Linked DNA regions of Homo sapiens: region 1 is linked to region 2. A link is a loop called in an ENCODE intact Hi-C map of the cell type or tissue named here. Cell type or tissue: tibial artery. All regions are shown on one strand.

Evidence for each region. Peaks named below come from ENCODE experiments on the same cell type or tissue, not always from the same donor. Only the 100,000 strongest peaks of a DNase experiment are listed, where the experiment ranks them.
Region 1: a loop joins it to region 2, with 9 times the contacts of the local background. A loop is called at or near these places in 1 of 110 quality-filtered maps.

What each region holds. Positions count from the first base shown.
Region 1 is chr15:60,679,321-60,687,320 of GRCh38, reverse strand. All of the region lies in intron 1 of RORA (RAR related orphan receptor A), which reads left to right. RORA-AS2 (RORA antisense RNA 2) reads right to left here and starts at 5,752. Exons shown (of 2, transcript NR_120319.1): 1 at 5,326-5,752; 2 at 72-594. In tibial artery, no CTCF peak of the experiment used is centred here; no DNase peak of the experiment used is centred here; H3K27ac peaks cover 1,060 bases.
Region 2 is chr15:61,244,062-61,252,061 of GRCh38, reverse strand. No RefSeq gene overlaps it. Among named protein-coding and RNA genes, the nearest start is that of RORA, 19 kb to the right of the region's middle. In tibial artery, no CTCF peak of the experiment used is centred here; no DNase peak of the experiment used is centred here; H3K27me3 peaks cover 448 bases.

The DNA.
Region 1 (8,000 bases), 560 kb after region 2:
TGATACTCTAAAAAATTCTTTATGGACCCATGGTATTCTATATATCAGGAAATAACTGGTCACCACCTCTCTACTTTTAAATATTTGTTTAATACCCCATTGGATCCTAGGGCTTTTACTTTTCATCTTATCTGAGAGTGGGCCTCATTTCCTCCAAATTTAGAACTGAATTTCTATTGTGTCCACTTTGGCAGATTCCCTCTCTTCTCTAGGTGATTCAAGACATGAGTGAATGCATGGGGTTTTTCCTTCTTCCATCATTACATAGTGATACCCTTGGTCTATCTATGCTTCTGCCATCAGTAGCAGACTTCGTTCTGGGGGGAGCTGCAGACCAGGTGATATTTCTTCAGTCTTTACTTGCCTTGACTTGGTATGCTGACCAGGATCCATGCTCGATGAGGTATGATTTAGGTTGTCTATCCAAGGGCATGATTCATGCAAACTTCCCATAGTGTCTGACTTGCTTTGGGGCCAGCAACTCCATAATCTTTGGGCCATCCTCATCCAACCTGTTCTGGTAGCTTCGACTTTGGGGGCTGCAGCTATAGCCGGCATCCAGGCAAGTCACCCACAGACAGTTCACTTCCGTACCTGCCCATATGAGTGACAAAGATAAACAGATTTAACAGATTGCAGAGGCACATAAAGTAAAGCATTTCTGGAAAAGCATGGTGTAAGCTGCTGATGTTTACCTGAGCTGAATTATTCACTTAGAAGATAAAACTGCTCAATTCTAGAAGGCTAAGCTGAAAGTGTTGATATCAGTTCACACCTCTGCCCTCAGAGCTCCAAGATCAAATTTAAATCAACCAGGTAATATCGAATGGATAGCATCATCTTCCATACAGACACTCAATAAAAGGAAATCAATTTGAAAAAATAAGGCTTCTTATGATTCTTACTATACATAAGTACTAATCATACTTTGGGACGAGTAAATAACAAGAGAAATTGCCCTCCTTACATATGGACTTTTCGTAGTGCATTGAATAGTAATCTCTGAGAAGAGGGATGTTTCCCAAATAAGTTTTGTCTGAAGATTTCTTTCTCTGATAGACTGATGGTCTCTTTATGTTGCCTTTGCTGGGGAACCCGGAATGAGGCTTTGTCCTTGGAACTGTTTTGTTAAAGATAAAGGCAGGACTTGAAAGAGGGCATACTTCTGGTCTGCCTGTCCAAAATTAAAAGATATTTCTGGGCACTAATGTCAGGAAATATGACCTAGAGATGGAGAGCAATCACAAATTTTTTTTTTGAATTCAAAAAACAGGAAAAATTCCTCTTATCCATTCCCATAACCATTTTTCAAACTAAAATGGAATATTTTTCATGGCGTCCAAAGCACCTTGGTTGGTAAAAGAGCTGAAATATTATTGCCGAAACAGCTCAACCTAGGCTCAAATCGAACATAAAAGAAACCTCCCATTATAGTATTATTAATGTTCATAATTAGTATATCTAAATGATTTTTAAAGGCTTTTTATGCAATTACAAAATGTTTGATTGTCGTAACATTGCTAATGCTTTGATGCCTTCCACGTGTTGTCCTTGGTCCCTGCAACCCTGGCACATAATTTATTTCTCTTTTGAGTGAACTCTAAGCATTAGTGTCCATTAAGAATTTTTGAAACAAAGTCCAAAGATTACTTGGAGCACTTTCAGTAATATGTACTGATTATCATTAATAGTTCTTTTGTCCTAGACAAGGACATTGTTTTGTAACATCATTTTGTTTGGCGAGGCCCTACTCGGGCTGTGTTCCGGATCCGCCTCGTGCATAGATTTTCTTTTTGACTATGTGTAGAATGGAGCAGTCTCCTGGGACAACTCAGGATTGAGGAGGAGGGGGACATAAGGCCAGCACAAAGTGATATTTTTTCTTTAGAAAACAATTATTAGCTATTCAAAAAAGAAGCCTAAATTCTAGGCCTCGTTTCTTAGCTAGTGTTCATGCACTGCGTGTAAATTTGCCGTTTTAACTGCTAGCGCCTCACAATGAGGAAGTCAAAAAGAAGTAAGGAGAGCACAGCGGATCCAGGAGACCACAGCCTTTGCAGCATGCTTGTTGAGAATGTGGCAGGGAGTGGGTTAAGTGTTTGGGTTTTATTTGGAAAATTCTTTCCTTAGCTCTCCAATGCTGCCTTCCCGGATTATCCCGTTTAATAACAGGATTAATGGGTTTTGCCTATGTCCAGTCAAGGGTTGTCTCTCTGTTTGTCTAATATAAAGTGGATTCACAAGGTGTATGCAATAAGAAACATACTTTAGTAGGAAAGAGGTACTATATCCTGTGCCCCACGTGAATTATCTTACATTTTACTATAAACCTAGTCCTAAGAATTTTATTCCCATTTTATGGAATAAGAAAAGAAAGGCTCAGAGAAGTTAAGCTATATTTGCCCAAGCGCTCATAGCTTAAATAATAGGTGTCTTCTTTAACTCAGACATCTTGCAGGGAGGGAGAATAAATCTTGTGAAAGCCTTCAGATTTGGAGCCCTGCTTTTCTAGGAATTAAAGGAGGAGTCAATGTGCAAGCCTGGTGTAGAGACATGAGTTGGGCCAATTCAAGACTTTGTTCATTATCACTCAACACATCTCTTCCTCCCTGCCACATTCACTTGCAAAGTAAAAATATTGACATATTTTTAAAATAAAAGGAAATCTACATGGCATGGTTTTGAGTGGTTTGTTTGTTTGTTTGAGATGGAGTCTCGCACTGTCGCCCAGGCTGGAGTGCAGTGGCGTGATCTCAACTCACTGCAACCTCCACCTCCCAGGTTCAAGTGATTCTCCTGCCTCAGTCTCCCGAGTAGCTGGGATTACAGGCACCCACCACCACACTTGGCTAATTTTTTGTATTTTTAGTAGAGACTGTGGGTTTCACTATGTTGGCCAGGCTGGTCTCAAATGCCTGACGTCATGATCCACCCATCTCGGCCTCCCAAAGTTCTGGGATTACAGGCGTGAGCCACCATGACCAGCCTGTTCGTTTTTTAATGCTAACACAGAATTTTTTCATGTTTATAATATCTCTATCTCAAAAGTTGTTTTCTCGTTGCAAAAGAGGACAAAAGAAGACACACAGGCTGAATACTGGCAAAGTGGCAGAGTGGCATCAAGTCTAGGGCCTTGTCCAGGATACAAGGCCTCTGGAAATGCTGGTTTGGTAATTGCAAAATTTGGGAAGAGGAAAAATGCCACCTCTTACTAAAAAAAAAAGAAAAAAAAGTAAAATTAACTGGATACCCAGACAATTTCCTAAAAACCAAGAGACAATTAGAAGTCAGTCAAGAAAGTTAACTGGTCCAAGATTTGGCACTGACGGGAAATACCAGCTTACATTCCTGAAGTGCTCTGTTCTGGGATGACTATAATGAAACTTCCCTACTGATAACCATGGCAGGGCTAAATCTGTGATATTTTCATGACATTTCCTTTGCTTTACTTTGAAGCATGGCCAGTTAAAGAGAGTCAAGCATTTTTGCTGTATTAGAAGCTCAACTTTGCTTTGGACCGAATATTTTGGGGCCTTTTAGCCCTCTTAGTTTTAGGGGTTTAATTGGCAATTTAAAACTTCTGTCATATTGTTAAGTTAGAAATTGTGCTCAAGCATTACCTGGAAATCTGGAAATACACCTGCCGTGTGTGTGTGTGTGTGTGTGTGTGTGTATGTGTATCTGGGTAAAATAGAAGGAGTCTTACAGCTTTATCAAAAGGTGCCATTTTTCTCTAGCCCAGATAATTTTTAAAGATCTCCCAAGAAAAGTGCATCTTTTACTTATATAACCTTTTGTGGGCACTGTCTTTTTTCTTCTTTGGTTGTTAAAGGCAAGAAGAAAAAAGTTTCAGGGGGTTACCTTTGATTATGAGCCACATTGGATTTCTTACAGTGAGAAATAGATCTGACAGCCTGTTGCTTGGAAAGATGTGGTTTGGCTTGATAGCTTAGAAGCAGGGCAAGGAGCCATTGGTTGATGAACTGGAAGGGAAATTAAGAAATCATGTTGGCTGGGCAAGGTGGCTTACGCCTTTAATCCAGCACTTTGAGAGGCTGATGCAGGAGGATTGCTTGAGGCCAGGCATTCAAGATCAGCCTGAACAACATGGCAAGACCCCCATCTCTACAAAAAAAGTAAAAATTCTCTGGGCATGGTGCCACATGCCTGTAGTTCCAGCTACTAGGGAGGCTGAGGTGAGAGGATGGCTTGAGCCTGGGAGGTCAAGGCTGCAGCGAGCTATGATGGTGCCGCTGCACTCCAGTTCAGGCAACACACTGAGAACCTGTCTGGAAGAAAAAAAATGTCACTGACTACCTCATTCTGCATATAAGAAAACTAAGACCCAGAGAAGCTAAATTATTTGCCCAAGTCATCCACCGTGTTCACTTTGGGCGCAGGGTGTATGTGTATTTTAGGTTTAGAAACTTGGTTCCACCCCGTCATTCACCACAATTCTATCAAGTCCCTATCTCTGTAGAGAGCATTACCCTGCTCGTGGTCTGTTTGTGAATCTCTGGGGAAGGATCTTGGTGTTCTTCCCAGTCATTTGGAAGTGAATCAAAACCTGCACAACAGCTGGACTTGGTTCGATGCCCTTCGGTAGTGGGGACCAAAGTCCTTGCCTGTGCTGATCAGCAGCCCACTTGGATAATGCAGCCACTTGCTAGTGAGTAGGCAGCTTCCTTTTGTTTATTTTTTTAAATTTAAGACTGGGTGTCACTGTGTTGCCCAGGCTGGACTTGAACTCTTGGGCTCAAGCTATCCTCCTGCCTCAGTCACCCGAGTAGCTGGGATTACGGGTACCCACCACCATACCAGGCTCTTTCTCTAGACTTTAGAGAGTAAAGCGAATGGAGCTTGGGATCTAGAATAGAGTACACTTACTTTAAGGAACTTGGTTCTCCGTCTCATGCTGTCTTCCATCAAATATGAGGATATTTTCTAGTCAGAGTACTTGGTCTGAAAACCAGAGTCCTAGGCCATGAGTCAGTATGAAACTGAGGGACATCATGAGTAGCAATGGCATAGCTTTCACTATCACATGGTAATTCAGTTTGGTTAAACTAATACTATGTGAGTTGCTCACCCCTTACCAAAGTCATTTGTGTCACACTTCCCAATTTGTAAAGCTCTTCATACATCCTTATTTCCTTTAATTTTCACAACAGTCTTTTAAGTGTCATCATGATTGTATACAATTTTAAAAACCAAGAAATTCAGGACTAGAAAAGTTAAGTAACTTGTTCAAGGTCTCTCAACCTAGAAGCAGGAAAATGGGCTATACACGCAAGCTCAGGTCAGCTTGACTCCAGATCTAGTTACCTTAAGAGCTGCCTTTATTCTTGGATTCCTCATTAGAATCAGAATTATTTGCTTCCTTGAGACTTATTGTAGTTTATCTTTAGTAAGCCTAATTCTCCCAAAAATCTCGATTCAGAGCTACTGCTGGTGGTAGCACTAGGTTTGCATACGATTTTTTTTCTGAAGGCCTTTCTCCTTCCACTTGAGGAAAAACACTGGCAATGTATGACTGCTATGAGCTCACTGAGGCTGACCTCTCCTCCTGGTGAGAAAAACAGGAATCTTGTAACCTCTAGGAAAATGAGAAAAAGAAAAGGGGAGACCCATCCCTCATTTAAGGGTGAGAAAATGGCTGCTGGTAACAAACCCAGGCACACATGCCTGCTGCGAATGAAGGCCTAAGGTGGGCAAGTGTGGGTAATTCGGTCAGCTGGATTCCTGGCAGAATACTATGTTCTAGAATATTCCGGAACATTCTAGATTCAATTCAATATGCTCTTCTAGTAGTAGGGACTGTGGTTTCTGTGTGTTTGCATCAGCATCTGAGTACATCTTTCACCCAAACTCAGGATGAGTCTTCCTGGTTTAAATATGGCTGAGGGCACTCCCATAGGTTTAAATTATTTACAGAGCTGACTGCTGAGTGGTATGCTCCAAGGAGTAAAACTTTTTTGAGTATTTACTCTTTTGAGGGTACATCTACACTAGTGTTTTTAAAGATTTGCCATGAGTGTACTTCCAGTTTAATATAACTTTCCACAGAGAAATGTCTTATTATGCCAATTAAACTTTCCTGAGCCTCAGTTTCCCCATCTGTGAAATGAAAAGGATGTTTTCTGCTTTTTTTGGTACTTCTATGGAATCATTTACTATGAAGTACTAGAGCTTCTATGGAGAAATTAGGTTTCAGAGGATCAAAGAGAATTCCAATACATTTTCTGATTTTTTTCATTAAATTTGCCTTTTGTGTGTTTGTATTGTTTTTGTTTGTTCACTTTCTCTAGGGAAATAGACTTCTGTCTTCAGAATGGCTAGGTTAAAAAAAATTAAATATCATGCACAGTCGTATCTCCATAATTAAGCAGTTGTAATGCAATTTTAACAAATATTGCTCTTGTGTCAGGAGTGTGTCTTCTAAGCTTTTCTCCATAAAAATGTGTTTATTAATTGATTGGTATATCTTCATTGGCTATAATAAATATAATTTACATTCTTCTTGTATAGGTTAAGGCTGCCATATAAAATACAGAATGCACAGTTAAATTTGAATGTAAGATAAACTACAAATTAGTATCAGAAATTCAAATTTCACTGGGTAGCCTGTATTTTATCTACTAAATCTGGCAACTCCAATATAAGTGTAGCTCCCAGTTATTTATATTGATTATTAATTGACAGTTAAACAAAACTGAGGGACCGAGAGATTGTGTTGTTGCCAAAGTCATGCTTCCTCCTGGAGACAGATAATGAAAAGTTTTAGCTCCATGCCAGCTACTGCGACCTCCGAGATCAAGCAGCTTTCTTGGGAAGATTTTCAAAATCTATTATCAATGTAATCGTCATGAAAATATTTGATGAGAACACTGCATCACGCTGTATAATAAATTTAAGTAGAAAAGTCAAAGCAGTGGTATTTTCATCAGGCCTTTGGATGTCAAGAGAAAATAGTTCCACACTCAGCGAATATAGATAGGTCGTTTTGGGCTGTATTAAATCCAATTGTGTGGAGGTTTTGAATAATCAGGAGAGACAGCCTAAGCACTTTCTCTTCAAAGTGATTTTACAGAAAGCACTATTTCCTAAGGAAAATACACATATATCTCTCATAATGCTGAAAGTGCACTAATGTATCAATTTATTGGTGCTGGTGTCATGAGCTGGAGTTGCAAATTGTATTCAGATTTTAAACTTTACTCCCTGCTGCTGCTGGGGGAAGTTCCCTTCCCACGATAAAGGTTATTTCAAAAAATTCTAGAACACTTTTGTAGTTTTCATGTGAGACAGTCTTCAAGGATTTTTTTAGAAGGTTCTAACTTCACTTTGTGAAGCCAACTCAAACATGATTTAAAACAAACAAACAAACAAACAAACAAACAAAACAATAGTTTTCCTCAATAAAAGTTGCGGGGTCGGGGAGAAGAATTTGAGTTGGGCTATGTAATTTCAACTTCCCTAAATAAGTCCTTTGGAAAGTGTTGGGGGGAGCAAGTGTGTGATTTTGGTCTTGGCTCACAACTTCGGAACCAACTTTTTAAAAAATGTCTGCCGTGGATTTTCACAACAGATTTCTTCCCCGTACGACATGTTCCCTAGCTAAGTAATAGGTCTGATGTGGCTGCCAAATTTTTCAACAACTTTTACTTTCCAAAGGAGGGTTAAATAGTTCCCTTAATAACTTGAAAGAAAAAAAAATTTCAAGGTTTACCACAGTTCTTAGTCACAGGCTAAATGTTTTCAACAGTTTTATGACTTTGAGCCTACTTAGTCTCAAGAACGTCTCCCAAGAAGAATGCAGCATAAAGGATTCAAAATGTAGTAATTCTGAAATGGAGATAGTGTTGTTTGCATCAAAGCATACATTTATGCTATCTTTATCAGGACTTCTGTGCCAAATGTTGCTTAGTTCTATTTGTCACCTGCTACCTATAAATCATCCTGAAATATCAAGGGTGCTGACTCATGAATCGCTCGTGTTT
Region 2 (8,000 bases):
CTGTTGTTATGCTATGTCCATCTGTCTCATTTGATAACGGAATTTCACCAATAGCTTGTCTTCTTTCTCTAAGTGTAATATATGTTATATTGGGTGTCATTTCCTAAGCTTCTCAGGAGTAACACTCTTTCCTTTTTATGCTATAAGGAGTGTGACTTTGAAGGATGCTTCTGTAGTTTTGGTCTCTTGTTTGCCTTTAGCAACAATGTTCATCAATTTCATGCTAGAAAACATTATTTTGTGCTTATTATGGAAAATATAAATTTATTTACTAGAGAAGTGGCTGTATTTAGAGAGAATTTTTTTTTTAATGTGGTGGTTTCATGCCACGATTTGGCAGTTCCATATCAGAAAAAAACACTTAGAATTGAGAATGAATAGCTGGCTGGCTCAATAAAATCTAATTTTCAGATTCATCGTAGTTCTTCCTACTCCCTTTTTTCTTTCTTGACTGTGTATGAAAAGCCATCGCACTTGCAAATACAGGTGTCTCAGCACACAGAGATTCACATCTTTTTGAATGTGAATTCACAGAGCAGCCCACAATTTGCACTGGAGCAGTCCCCTGGAGCAGCCCACAATTCATGTTTTACACATTATTTTGAATTGTGTTATCACTACTCACATACTTCAGTCAGTGACTTCTGAATTATTGATCCTTTCAGTTCATTGAGAATATGATACAACAATATAGTAACAACAATAAATTCAAATTTAACAAATAAAATTATAACCCAAAGGAGACAGAAAAAGGTTTTAACCAATGTTAAGTACACTGATTATCTGAAATTAGTCAAGACAGAGTAACAAATGCAATTTTACTAGTGCATAACCAACATTTAAGAATGTAATGGTTATTAGCACTATAGATTTCTAGAAGATCATAATGAAGTTCACATTTCAAACATATATAAACAGAATTTCTTTAAGCCTTTTTCCCTCTGAAACCATGAAAAGACCTGGAGAACCCTTTAAAGACTATCAAAGACCACCCAGATTCTCAGGACTCCCTGAAGAAACGCTGGTTTATAGACCTATATCTCTATTGAGATGCATAATAAGAAAATGGTTAAATGTGGCCAACTAGCAAGCCTAATTTCTTGAAATGCTTCACTAAGTTGTTATTCAGCTCTGCCAACAGTCTGTCCCCATGCCTGTTGAACAAGCTACAGTTCTCAAACACCTCCCAGGCTGTTGAACTTCACGCATTGCATTGCCAAATTATCATCAAGAAAGCTTCTATCAGCTTCTATTTCCCACCAGCTGTGAGTGAGAAAGTCCATCTCCCCCATTCCTCACCAGTTCTGGGTAAAGAGATGTTACATTCCACATGACGTTTAGATTTTAAAGACAGCCCTTAAAGCAAAAGATCAGATACAGTTCAAATGACTCTCAAAGATCCCTTACGTTGTCCATGAAGTACAGAGACAAGAGATAGGTCCTCATCTCTTATTACAAGTGCAATCTAGAGTTTAGGCTTATTGAGTGGAATAGTGGGTAGAATAACTCCAATTATTTTCCTTGGGATTTTTATCTCCTTTTTATTTGTTTTTGGCAAAATTATGTTTAAACTCATGTAAATTAAATGTAATTATTTGGTAAATTGCCTTTGTCGTTTTTACACTTGGAGTTTTCATCATTTTCTTACATTAGGCTATTATTATATTACCATTTCAAATACGTTACCTAGTACGTCATCTCTGTGCATGGTGTTGCATGTATATATTTGTGTGTATGTGTGTGTGTGTGTGATATATGTGTGTGTGATCTGTTTATGACCCTATTCACCACAAGATTAAATATATAACACCCTAAATTTACTTGTGGAATACTTCATGTTTTTCGTATTTGAATTTTTTATCTTCAGGGATTTTGTTTTTATTTACAGCATGAAGTAAACATCTACACTTATTTTTCCCCAAGAGGTTAAACAATGATCTCCTGGAGGGACATCCTTAAAATATCTCTGATATTTTTATATTTTCCCATTGTGGTTTTCATACAAAACTTTCAGCTGTTATTAATCTGAAAGATAGTAAAAATCAAGACAATTTTCTTCCTGTAATACACTTGTGCCTAGGGCTTTTTCTTCTTCTTGGAGGAGAATGGTGCTACTTCAGTGGTTTGGTTATAAATAAGACAATGCAGAAAAGAAAAAAAGCAAGATTTTTAATCCTGTGGCAAAGCTGTTAATTGTCCTTCAATATCAGTTTTTGCCTTCTTCCTTAGTAACAGAACTCCCAATTATTAGCTGAGTACGTGACAACCCAGAATAAAAACTATATAATTACTAGCTTTCCTTGAAACTCGGAAGTATCTGGGTTTTGTGAAATGTCTTTAAAGGAAAGAAGCATTAATATTCTTGCCTTTACTTCTTTTTTGATTACTGAGATGTGAATGTGATGGCTGGAGCTAAAGCAGCCATATTGTACTGTATGGTATCATGTAAAAGAGGCCAGAGCAACAAGACAGGAGTAGTCAGGGCTCCTGACTTCATGGAGCTGGGATGTCAGTCCTCAACTTCATGCTCCTCTTCTTTTATCCAAGAAACAGAATTAACTTCTAGGTAGTTTAAAACATTGTTTTGAATAGATTTCTTTTATGTAGAGCTGAACCTAGTCTTGAATTATGTAAAGCCACAGGGAGGGCTTATATTTTACTCAGTATTACATGCACGGAACTTGACACTGGGTATAGAACACAGTAAATACTCAATAAGTGTGCATAGGAGGCCTACATTTCTATTTACAGGCAAGATAGTAGTGACTGTGAGAATTTCAGGTAAGGTGATAAAATATATATCTTTTCACATCTTTGGTTGGGGCCTATGACTTTGAAACCTTAAAAGAAACATCAGACCCTCTCTACTATATTTTCTGAAACAATCATCTTTCATGGACAACATTTTAGAATGACATTTTTATTGGACTTTTATTTTTTTAAGAATGGGCAGATCTGGGAATGCTCACCACCATTTTGATGCACTTTCCCTTGGAGCAAACCATGAATGGGGGTGATGAATGCTCTAGAATAGATCCCAGCCAAGCTCTGGCACTGCGGTGACAGCTCTCTGCAAGGTTTATGCACCTATTTAATTGCAGTTACATCCATCTCCATTCCCTGGGGGCCCATCTTTATAGAGAAACAGGCTGTTGGCTGAGGATGTTGGAGTTGAGCATTCCTTGCTAGTTATTTAATTTTCATCTGGCACAAACTGAAGCAGCTTAAGTTTGGTGGAAACTATAAGTCAATTATCTTCCTTTGCTAACAGGAACCCTACCACTTGTAACAAAAAACAAACACAAAGCTCTATTCCTCGCTCTTGCCCTCAACCCTGGCCAATGAAACTGCCTTTCTCTTACATTTTCTGTGCATGGAATAATGGCAGTGAGCTCATGCTCTTTGTTATAAATCCAAGGCACTGGTAAAAATGTAGTGTAGGCAAAAGCACTGGCATCTCATGTTTCCATTCTTGCACAAGTTCAAGCCTTTATTTATTGCATATACAGTTAATCAAATGCTAGCTGGAACTGTAATACTCATAACAACCCCATGAGGAATATATCAGAAAACGGAGCCTTGGAGGGTTGACATTACTTACCCATGGTCACATAGCTAAAAAATAGCAAAACAGGGGTTTGAACCCAGCTATGTCTTGGTTCTGATTTAGGTCCCGGACCATGGCTGCATTATCTTTACTGCTATGAAGGCCTCTAACTTCCTTTTTTCCTTAACTAAACCCTATTCACCTTTCGAAACACAATGCAGGAGCCACTTTTCTTCAGGAAACCATCCCTAGTGCCCTAGCCTAAGGCCCCTTTGTGCTCCTGTAATGGACTGAAACTTCATTCCAATAAAATGTTCTTTTGAGCATTTCTCTAATATGTGCTATAAATGTTTTACATAGATTGCCTACTTTAATTCTCAGAAGCCCTCTGAAGAAGGCCACTCTGATTATGGACAATCTGTGAGGAAGACACTTGAGTAGATAGAAACTGGGATGCCTATTCAGGTCTTTTTGATCCCAAAACTTGTATATTTACCCATTATGGTATAATGCATTATAGTGAATTTAAGTATTAATTTGACTATCTCCTTGATGGACTCTATGTTCTTTAAGACTAGGGACAGTTTCTTAATTCATTTTTTACTCTCAATGTGTAGTATAGAATCAGACACTAGCTCATTTGAATTTACATCTCTCTCCTCCTCTACTGCCCCTTGAATGTGTTCCTATTACATGAGATGGAAATATTAATTTTTTGTAATAGACATAGCTCCCCCCAAAAGTGCATGTGCTAGTAAAAATACAGAACTGGAGATTCATCTTCCTGTTGCATATACATGCTCACAACTTCATTGAACTTTTTTTCCAGGTATTTCCAGGTATGTGATGTAAAATACCTTTTCAAAGAAGTTCCCACACAGGAATGTTCCTTGTGGTTGTCATTAGTGCTGATTTACCAAGTATTTCCCATGCTCCCTTCTGGGAACATGTTAGGATTTCCCTTACCTGCTTTCTTGAGTTAGGTGAGCCCATGTGACTTGCTTTGGCTAATGCAATGTGAATAGAAGTGACAACTCTCACCTCCAGGTGAAAGCTGCAAGAGTCCATGCATGATTTCCCACTGGTCCAGTGACCAATAATGTTTGAAATATGACTGTGAAGAGCAGAGCCCACACTGCTGACCTGCAGCGAACACTGGTGTGAGTAAGACCCAAACCTCGGTTGCTATAAGCTATTAAGAGTTGGTGGTTGGTGACTACAACCTTGTGACGTAGTCTATCCTGATTGAGATGCTATTGAAATTGTCCAATGAGAGAGTGATTCTTGGCATTTTAATTTTACATCAAGGAATGGAAAGAAAAGTCATTAAACTCGGGCTTAACCCTAAAAGGTTTAGACCTACTAGAAGTTTACTGGCTGTCATCATGCTTAAGAACATTCTTACTCAGAGGGTGCTGCTGATCATCTGTCCTCCATCTTCACTGGGGGCTGAGAAGACTGAAATGAGCCGAAGCTACTGCTGAAGGGATTTAAGTGAGGTGAGCAAAAATATTCTGAGGATCAGAGAGGTGGAATGACATCCTGGAACCTCCTTCCTCTGCTCTTCTGAAATCACCAGGGACATCCACCCGCCTGAGACTGTGTAGTGAGTGTGTGCCAGGAGAGGGATGAACCTGTTGCTTTCAGGGAGTGCCTTCTGGCTTTATTATTTTATGATATCTTCAATCTTGGCTGGTTAGAAGATTCATTTGTACATTTAAGCAGATTTTCCCAGGGTGTAAATTCCCCCCAGAGATAAATTAAACACTTTTAGGGATACAGTCAGTCTGTGAGGCCACCAGGGTACTATTCACTGCTTTGCAGCAGCAATTTACCAAATGGTACCCTGGTGACTTAGAGAGTGAATGCACATCTGTAAAGAGGCTTCCTTCACATCAAGGGATGCATGCTCAGAATTCTCCCTGCAATGCATGGACAGCCGAGGGTGGAAAATGGGGAGAATGAGGCCCCTTGGTGCTCTTATGTTTTCATCACATCTCATGCAGGGCTGCTGTGTCAGTGAAAGATAAGCCAAGGCCAATGAGTAAGGGAGGTGAACTGGAGCTCCTGAGTGTAAGCTGTTTCCCCTTGGTTAGAGTTACCTCCCTGAGGATCTTCCCTCCCTAGGGGGCCTGCTGTGCTGCCTGCTACTTTTCTGCCCAGGATCCCCAGTGTCAAGGGCTTTTCCTGGACTACATTCCCAAGGAGTTGGCCCATGCTTTAGCTCTGCCTTGTCTTTTTTAACTCATTGGCATACAACTGTGTTATTTGTCCTTCCTTTAGAATCTTATATGCATTCATTCAACAAACAATCAGCAACCACTTACATTCAGAATAAAGTTTTAGTTAATTGCACAGGTTCTTGAATGACATAAATCTGAGTTCGAATCTTGGCTTCACATTTACTAGTCTTCTGCATCTATGCCTCACTTTATCCATCTGTAAAATAGGGGTAATAATGGTACCTCCTTCATGATGTTACAGTAAGGATTAAAGGTCCTTACTTTGTTAAATTCGTGTAGGACAAAAAGACAAGGAAAGATACATGATTAGGAAGAAACTAGAGTAAGAAGAGAAGGAGGAGGAAGAAAAGGAAAAGCAGTGGACCAGGGCAGTGGGGGTGTGCCTCTTTCCCCACATTAAATCCATGTAAAAGAATTAATAATGTGCTCAGTATAGAATAAAGATTAGCTGTTATTATTCACTATCTACTGTGCACACCAGGCACTGAAGTGCTAGAGATGTAAACAGAAATAAGACATGGTCCTTACGCACAAGAAACTCATAGTCTGGAACACGGATTCTCAAAGCATGATCCTGAGCCACCATCAGCAGCAGCACCTGGGACCTTTTTGGACAAAGGAATTCTCTGACTTCACCCAGACATACTGAATGAGAAACTCTGGGGCCCAGAAATCTGTTTTAACAAGCCATCTAAGGGACTCTGATCCTCACTCAATTTGAGAATCTCTGCTTTATAGTAGAGGGATAATAGTGCCTTATATCTGTGAGTGCTTTAAAATGTTCGAAATGTTGCTACATGATTTTAATACTCACAACGGTCTTGCAAAAGTAGAATAGTTATTTCCCTTTCAACTGAGGAGCTGAAGGTCCTGGCTTACTAATAGGACTGCACTTGTGTTCAGGCACCCACTCCTCCAGCAAAGGTGACCTTCCAACTATTCAGGAATAAATCTCAATTAGCCTAAGCCAATTCTGGTACTCCCAGTTCCTTTTTAAGTGGCTGGTTTACAAGTAGGCTTGTGAATAAGTTCTTGCCAACAGACAAGACTGAAAGTCTGTTGAGGGGCTACTTGGAATTGTCTTCTCTCTTAAAGAAAAATGAGGTTGGAAGTTCAAGACCAGGCTGACCAACATGGAGAAGAAACCCTGTTTCTACTAAAAATACAAAATTAGTTCAGTGTGGTGGCACAGGCCTATAATCCCAGCTACTCGGGAGGCTGAGGCAGAAGAATCAGTTGAACCCGGGAGGCAGAGGTTGTGGTGATCTGAGATCATGCCATTGCACTCCAGCCTGGGCAACAAGAGGGAAGAGCAAAACTCTGTCTCAAAAAAAAAAAAAAAAGGCACAAGGACAAGATAGCCCTCTTCTGCTGGACGTTAATACCTAGAGCAGTGGCAGCTATTTTGTCAGCATGAGGGATTCAGGTGACATTCAGAGGATGCAGAGAACAGAGATGGAAAAACCCTTGTTGATATCACTGAGCTACAAAATTAGCCCAGCCCAGGTCCATCTTAACAGAGTAACTCTTACATTATGACATATTTTCCTTTTGCTTATGACATTTTGAGTTGAGTTTTTTGTTCCTTGAAATGGAACATAATTTGATACAGTCTAGCATGGAGAAAGACTTATCAGGGTAAAAGAGCTTGCCATCTCAACACATGTCCTGAGATTCTAAACCCCTGCTCTTTGCATAGCAAAACTTGCTAATGGATGATGATGACTCTGATCTCTGATGAATGGGGTCAAACAAATACACGAATTCTCATGCATACCTCTTATCACATTCCCACATCATGCCCACCTCTGCCCCCTCAACTAGCATCTTGAGCTGAGACTCTAGGCTGTCATAGCTTCATCGTCATTACCTGGTAAAATGCCTCACACTTATGTGCCCCACAGTAAATGGTAACTAATTTGTCAGTGGAGGAAATGATGATATAATCATATGAATAAGCAAAACAAATGACTAGTGAGGGGTTAATGGTACATATAGATTTAATGTACTTCCTTTTGCATAAAAGTCACAGTCTAGTGATAGTCTTCGGTGCCTTAACCCAGAGAAGCCCATACTGTAAACACTTCAGAGTTCTGTGGGGGAAGTACTCATACTTTCCACAGAATCACTATCTATAAAAACAGAAAAGGACTTTGTGGTTACTGAGGCCATCATCTTAGTAATGAGGGTTCTAAGGCCCAGGAGAAGCA